Linked DNA regions of Homo sapiens: region 2 is linked to region 1. The links are chromatin contacts, found by Hi-C or POLR2A ChIA-PET in ENCODE. All regions are on one chromosome and are shown on one strand. The core of a region is the stretch at or near the end of the contact, and the rest is flanking DNA. Distances in the headings are between cores, read along the strand shown. Region 1 overlaps RORA (RAR related orphan receptor A). Region 2 overlaps RORA (RAR related orphan receptor A).

Region 1 (3,418 bases), core at 295-2,794:
AGTGGGGCCAGGCAGGCTTACAGGAGTAGGAGGCACGGAGGCACATTGGGAGGTAGGCTGTTCACTGCCCAGAGGCACAAAGCCCCTGTCCCAGAAGTGAAGGGCAGCCTACAGGCCTCCACTGGATGCCCTGCCACCCACGAACAGCCCCTCCCTGCCCAAGCACTCTTCCTTACTCACTCCTCTGGCTCCATGGGGAAGCAGAATCCCAACTCATAGCTGCAGGAGGAATAGCTGAAGAGAGAAGAGGCCTGGCTTCAGCTTCCAGAGCTAAGCCCTGCCAATCTCCCAGACTCCTGCAGTCTTTCAAGTCTCCGACATTTGATTACTCCTTTCTTCTCATGAAGTGTCCTTATTTTGCCTCTAGAAAACAGGCACTGGTATCAAGAGTTGCATGGCTGATGCCAAGACTTAATGCTCCAGAGTGTCTTGCACAGGGCCAAAGCTGCCTCTTCTGGCACACACAGAGTTCTACAGAAGGGCCCCCTTATAGGCCACCAGCCACTGTGAGGACCTCATAAGCAAATGTAAGGGCAGGAAGAGATGGGACATGGTCTGGCAAAAACCTCAGCCTTCTCCCTAAGCTCTTCTGCCTTATGAGGCTGATAGCTCAGACTCAAAACAGTTGGCTGAGTTCTCCAGCTAAATATTCATTTCTCCAGCTAAATATTGATTCCTTCAATATTAACACCATGTCAGGGAGCCATGTTAAGCCATTGCCTCAACTTGGCACTGCAGCTAAACATAATGAAATGCCAGAAATTAGGGTCTAGAATTGATTATGGTACCAATTCTAATCCTGAATTCTCAAAGCAATATCTAGAAAAATATTGAATCAAGAGTTTTTTTTTTTAAATGAAGATCCTATACTGGAGGGAGATGGGCAACTTCTATTTGGAATAACAAGCAGTATCAATGTCTTTGAATTCACCTTGAAAACCAATCCTTTGGAGTAGAAAGAATTCATGGTATTTGAAATGTCCAAGATTACTAATGAGGGGAAAATCTGAGGGACCTGAGAAGGTGGGGTTGCTTGAGAAGCAGTAAAGCTTCTCAAAGAAGAAATGGAGATGCCATGAGCAGCTGCCTTGGACCAGATTCCAAGGCAGTGTCTTGTAAACTCAGCCACGATTAGGGCTGGGTCATTCTGGACCGTCCTAAAGAGAAACCATTAAAAACCATTAATTCCTTCAGATATCACAGCTGCTTACTCATAGTAGCTCATTCATAGGTAAGGAAACTGAGATCTCCCTAAGATCAAATAAGTAACAGGTATGTTAAAAAGTTTCATTTGTTTACGTGTTACTACCAAGGGCCAAGTTTCTCCATGTAGTGCAAGGAAATAATTTCTGTGCAACAGCTCGAGATATGCAGCTTGAGTTTGCCTGAAGCCCTGGCACTGTGAATTGCGGCTCCTTCAGATCTTGCAAGCTACCAGCGATTTGGCGGGGTGGGTAACTGGTTGGGAAACCTCCCAGGAAACCACAGCTCCTGCAAATGACTCAGTAGGTGGTTCCGACTTCTCTGAGTCAGAACCAAGCCCATGGCCCAGCCCCATGCCAAGACTCCCTGGCATTGTTGAGATGCTCTGAGCTTGGCTGGCATGTGACACTGAGGACCTCTGGTGTTTGTCTGCAAAGGGATGAATGCTCTTTCTGATAAGGAACCAAGGAGTGTGGAACAGAAAAGCAGCTGAATTCTCTCAGTGGCCTGGCTCTCTCTTGCCCCCTCAATCCCTGAAGAGTGTTGATGGCTTCCTACGTCAGACAACCTTTCACTTAAAAACTTACTCCTCTTCCTTACCCAGGAGTTTCCAGGTTGCCCCCCACAGTCATGAACTTGCAGACACAGAATGCTTAGTTCTAGTATTGATTCTGCTGCTTCCCAGGGCTGTGACCCTGAGCAAGTCTCCTACTGTGGGCCTCAAGTATTACCCATCCCAATTTCATCATCAGCCCAATTGTCCTCTAGTGCCATGATGATCATACTAATCTTCCAACCCAAATTCTCCACTGGCTCCCACTGCCTATGGAATCATGTCCAGACTTCTTAGCCTGGTATTCAAATCCCAATCTATCTTTTAAGCCTCAGCTTCCTCTATTATTCTCCCTGTAGCCTACGTTCTCAGCAAATTGGACCACTCACTCTCCCTAAATGTACTGTGCATTTCCCATTCCCTGTGCCCTTGCAGTGCCCTTTTCTTGAGATGCCCTCTCCTTGCCTCTGGAAATTTTGCCTACGCTTCCAGGCTCAGATCAAATGCGACCTCCTCCTCCAAGCAGCTTCCGCAGCTCTTCTCTTGTGAAGCCCCCTTGATCTCTCACATCACAGTTTGTTGGTACCTTCCTATTGACATAGAACGCATTATTCTGAATCGCAGGCATTTGTGTGGATGACTTCTCTCTCCTCCTGGATGGCATACTCCTAAAGGAAGAGGGGTGGGGGAGGATGTCTTATTCCCCTTTCAATTTCCCATCATGCCAGGGTATACACATCTGTACTAATGAACAAATGAATGAATTTAGAAAATCTAGATGGATGTTCTAAAATTATCTACAGCTGTGGTATTTCATACCAGAGGTGGCTGCACATCAGTAATAAAAACCAGCCCAGACACAAGCTTTTCATATGGGAAAAAGCAGAGGCACTGGTGCGATCCATTCTGTTGGCCATGAAATGTCTTTGGGTGTGTGCACACAGACTCCCACAAACCAGATGCAACATCTGCTTTTGAAGGGCCCAGAGAGGCTGGGCTCCCTCATTTCTCAAAGTGATGAGAAGCGCATTGGAGTCTTGCAGCTGACAGTCGTTCGGTAAAGAAACACCTACTTAGCATAGCCCCAGCTCCAGCTCCACACCATATGCATCAATAGGGGTGGGTCACAGTGCCCTCTTGGCAGTAAGCCAGGAGGAGATTTGAGGTTTGGTTTTGCTGTGCTCAACAGGCAGTCCTGATCTACATTAACAAGTCTCCTGCTTCCGTGTGACTAGCTAACAAGGAGACTGCTGCCTGCCTCATGCAGGGAGACCTTTCCCAAAGCTTGGCACCTGCCCTATGCTGGCCCAGTGGAGGCCAAATGGGGGAGCAGAAAGGAAGACATTGCTAAAGTTCTCTTTTCCACTTTCCTTCAAGAGACTAGACCAGTATTCTCAAACTTTAGCAAGGGTCAGAGTCCTCTGGAGGGCTTGTAAAAAGAAAAAAAAACAAAAACACAGATTGCTGGGCCATAACTCCAGAGTATTTGACTTAGTAGCTCTGGGATAAGGCCCAAGAGTTTGTTGTTGTTGTTGTTGTTGTTGTTGTTGTTTGTTTGTTTGTTTTTTTCTGATATGAGGTCTCACTATGTGACCCAGGCTGGTCTGGTCTTGAACTACTGGCCTCAAGCAGTCCTCTTGCTTCAGCCTCCTGAGTTGCTGG
Region 2 (3,418 bases), core at 588-3,087, 280 kb before region 1:
AGTACATTTTTTTGTCTTTTAATCACAAAGGCTGTCTCTGCACTAGGACTAAAGAACCAGAACTGTTCAGAAAGAGAGAAGAGCCCAGCACCTTATACTCAGGAGATACTGAAAAACATCATATAAGGTGTTTACTGTTGAGAGAAAAGTACACATCAGAGGATGCCCATTATTGATATAGAGCCTTCTCTGTATCTGGATGAACGTGACCAGGAAGCCACCCTCAGCCTGCTGCAGCTGTTTTCAGAATCTGTGGGATCACACCCCAGAGGCAGTTGGGTCAGCCGCAGGCATCAGGTGAGGAGGAGGAAGAGTGAGACAGCTATTACAGGCTGCCGGACCAGGTGGCTGTGAAGAGGTGTGGGGACACCAAGGCTTATATAAGGAGGATGGAGAACACAGGCCAAAGGGGAGGCTGTAATGCTGACTTCGATTGGCTAACTTAATATAAGGCAGACTGAGGGAGGAGGAGGAGGGCAGGAGAGAACACGCTTTAGAAAGCATGACGGTGTCTCATTCTGTTTGCAAGTGAGCACGTAGGTGCCTTCCAAATATGATCCTGAAGAAGGTGCAGATAAATGAAAAATTGGATATACAATAAACCACATACCTCTTTATGTTTATATATGAACATATTAAAGAAGGTTGGCTTTAGTAGAGTATGATGCATATTCTAATTATATCAATATTGGATGCATTGTTAGTACCATTTCTCAACTTCATTTAAAAATCACTTTCAGAAAATACAAAAAATAATTCTGAAGATTTTAACCTTAGGTGCCCGTAGATCATTTTCTTAGGAAACTGCAGCTTTTAGAAATGCTGGACATACTTTATCCAAAGCGTTATAACTGGTCTTCCACAAGCCTAGGATAAAGTTTTCCACAGAAACACTACTACAGAAAAATGCCACATGCCATGGATTAAACACTGAAACCAGCTAATCACAACACATGAGAGCAAATGTAGCATGTTCAGAGAAGTACAAATATGTTGAAACATGTCTGTCATGAAATCTGATCTTAACAATCCTCTGAAGACTAGCCTTTTTGCAAAGAGAACTTATGACTAATATACCTCACGGAGGGGGTCTCAGTTTCTAATAGAGTTAATTTTATCTGCTTTGATGATGGAAACGAAAGACACCCTGGAAACATCCTCTTAATTCTAAGCACCATCCACTCTTTTTGAGGGGGGAGAGGGAAGCTTTCAGTAATTCCCAGTGTGTCTTATACTGAATATATAGAAGATGGTAAAGCAGGGCCAGGTAATTCCAACACTTAAACTGCTACTTAACCATCCACATATTAAAGGAGTTTACATGGATTGTCAGCTATGAAAGAGGTTTCTCAATCTATATCCCACTCCACAGTCAACTCTCCTCACAGGTGCTCTTGGCTGTGGGGCACTCATAATCTCAGAAGCCGATAAGGCTGCCAAGTTCAAGTTGCCGTGACTCTGAACACAGTATAATATTCCCATTCCAAGCCATAGCCCGTCACTTTTGTGGCTGTTCAGATGAGGGCCCTTCTTGGTACCACTCTGACTCACATACACTGGCTGAAGTCATGTAGCAGGTGAAGGACTTAAGTGTCACTAAGTTGGTTTCCAGTTGCTTCCAGGAAAAAAAAAAAAAATCCCCGGCATATAAGATTCTTGCTCCTGACACCTGGCACTTTCTCCTTGTGTTCATGGCTGCAGACAGAAGATCTGGCCATTACTGTTTTGGCTTCAAGTGCTGCCTCCCACACACATATTGAGGGGCTCTGCAACAAACAGAAACCTAGGGACACTGACATTTTGGAGGCAGGGTGTAGAAAAAAACACTGTATGTGTATCTGAAAACTCTGCCATGCATGTCAGCCCTGACACGCCACTTCCTAGCTCTTCTAACGTCAGAACATTCTGTGTTAGGAGTTGCTAATCAGTCCAATATCATATGTAGTTTAACGGTGTTGAAACACATTTGCCAGAAAGGAGGCCAAAAGGAAGGGCCCCTCTACTGCTATCTTCTGCAAAAGATCTGATCACTTGTGACTGCAGCCCCTCACTTTGCCCCCAGGTGTTTTCTCCCTGTGTTGTTCTTGGGCGTGTTTAATTTGGATTGAGCATCCATGGAGCTGTGTAAACATTGAGGTCCCATGAATATTGCAATATTAAACAGCAGTGGTAATTACCAATAGACCCCTCAAAAAGCAATCGAATAGCAAACTCACCTTAACTTGGCCTTTGTATCTCTGGCAACGGAAAGCTCAAAATGCAGTTCTGTCATTTTTGCACAGTCATTTACCTTGACACCCTCCCTCTGCCGTGGAATCAAATCTCCATGTATAAAAATAAACCTAGAAACTTTCTGTTCACACGTTTTGAGGTATGTGCACCAAATGACACACTTTGGGAGGTAAGCACGAGTCATGGTAACTGACCACATCCTTTATCTTTTCATCCTAAGACTTAGCAGAACTTTATCTTTACAATAAAATGGCCTTTAGAAGTGGGTATCACCAACTTCAGAATGTGAACATCGTTACTGAGAAAAAGCATTTTCCTTTTAAACAGAAACCAACAGCCATGCATTAAAAGGCCTGAGGAAAAAAAAAAAAGTGGAGCTACCACAAAACAAACAAATATTCAGCTTGGTTTCAGGAAGCTTAGAGAGGATCAAACAAGGCTTTCTCTATTGAAGTTGTTCGAGAACATTTATGGTTATTTCAGCTTCAGTTTCTATTTACGCTGCTGGCTTTTATGCCTCGACCTCAGGAGGGCATTCCAACTTCAGGTTAACTCACAAGTAGCTTCAGAAAAGTTGGCCTGAAAATCCCACCCCCAGAGTGGGGGAGGGGAAAGCACGATGGTTCACATTGGTTTCCAAACACCTTTCAAACCACTGCTTTGGCCTTGAGTCGAGGATATCTCAAAAATTGGGGAGAGAAATTCCACGGAGAGAGGGTGAGAAAGGTTTCTCATGGTGTGAACATTCATATAGGGAGACTGTCTCTTCCTGCGGGATGAAACCAGGAGAAGAGAGCACCAATTTGCGGAGCCCTCGTGAAGGTTTCCACTCAGGAGTTTGCAATTTTCTGTTGGTCCCTAGGGAGGAAGATTTAGTACATGGTTGAATTTCCAAGCAAATTAACTTCCAGAATAAAGGAGGAACTATGCCAACCCTTTGCAAACAATATTTTTGTTTTATAAATCTATTTAGTTTTCAATTCTTCGTGCCATTTATCCTCATAACCATGTTTTGGTTGGTATTTTTAATCCCCTTTTGATGGATTAGGAAATTGAGGTTTAGAGATTAAGAAACAAGCCCAAAGTTATACAATAAATACATAGAAAAGCTAAGATTCAAACCCGGGTCCTTTTGCCTCTAATGTCCGAGTCCCTTCCAATACGCCACACAGCCCCTGACCACTCC

Evidence for each region. Hi-C counts contacts between places; a loop is a spot of excess contacts on that map. ChIA-PET counts read pairs that join two places held with the same protein, here RNA polymerase II (POLR2A). Pooled maps may share reads with other maps.
Region 2: a pooled map shows a loop between it and region 1 (2.5-fold over the local background). The contact joins two enhancer-like sites. A Hi-C loop is called at or near these places in 4 of 50 pooled maps. POLR2A ChIA-PET finds 5 or more read pairs at or near these places in 2 of 52 experiments (CD4-positive, alpha-beta memory T cell and activated CD4-positive, alpha-beta T cell).

Annotation. Positions count from the first base shown.
Region 1 is chr15:60,931,192-60,934,609 of GRCh38, forward strand. All of the region lies in intron 1 of RORA (RAR related orphan receptor A), which reads right to left. Among named protein-coding and RNA genes, the nearest start is that of RORA-AS4, 170 kb to the left of the region's middle. RefSeq lists an enhancer at 754-1,953. Within about 2 kb of position 1,545, at least 3 of the 41 ENCODE cell types and tissues checked have a DNase peak (open chromatin) inside an H3K27ac peak, as active enhancers do.
Region 2 is chr15:60,647,619-60,651,036 of GRCh38, forward strand. All of the region lies in intron 2 of RORA (RAR related orphan receptor A), which reads right to left. LOC105370846 (a long non-coding RNA gene) reads left to right here. Exons shown (of 5, transcript XR_007064663.1): 5 at 31-3,418. Among named protein-coding and RNA genes, the nearest start is that of RORA-AS2, 32 kb to the right of the region's middle. RefSeq lists an enhancer at 2,523-3,024. Within about 2 kb of position 1,838, at least 4 of the 41 ENCODE cell types and tissues checked have a DNase peak (open chromatin) inside an H3K27ac peak, as active enhancers do.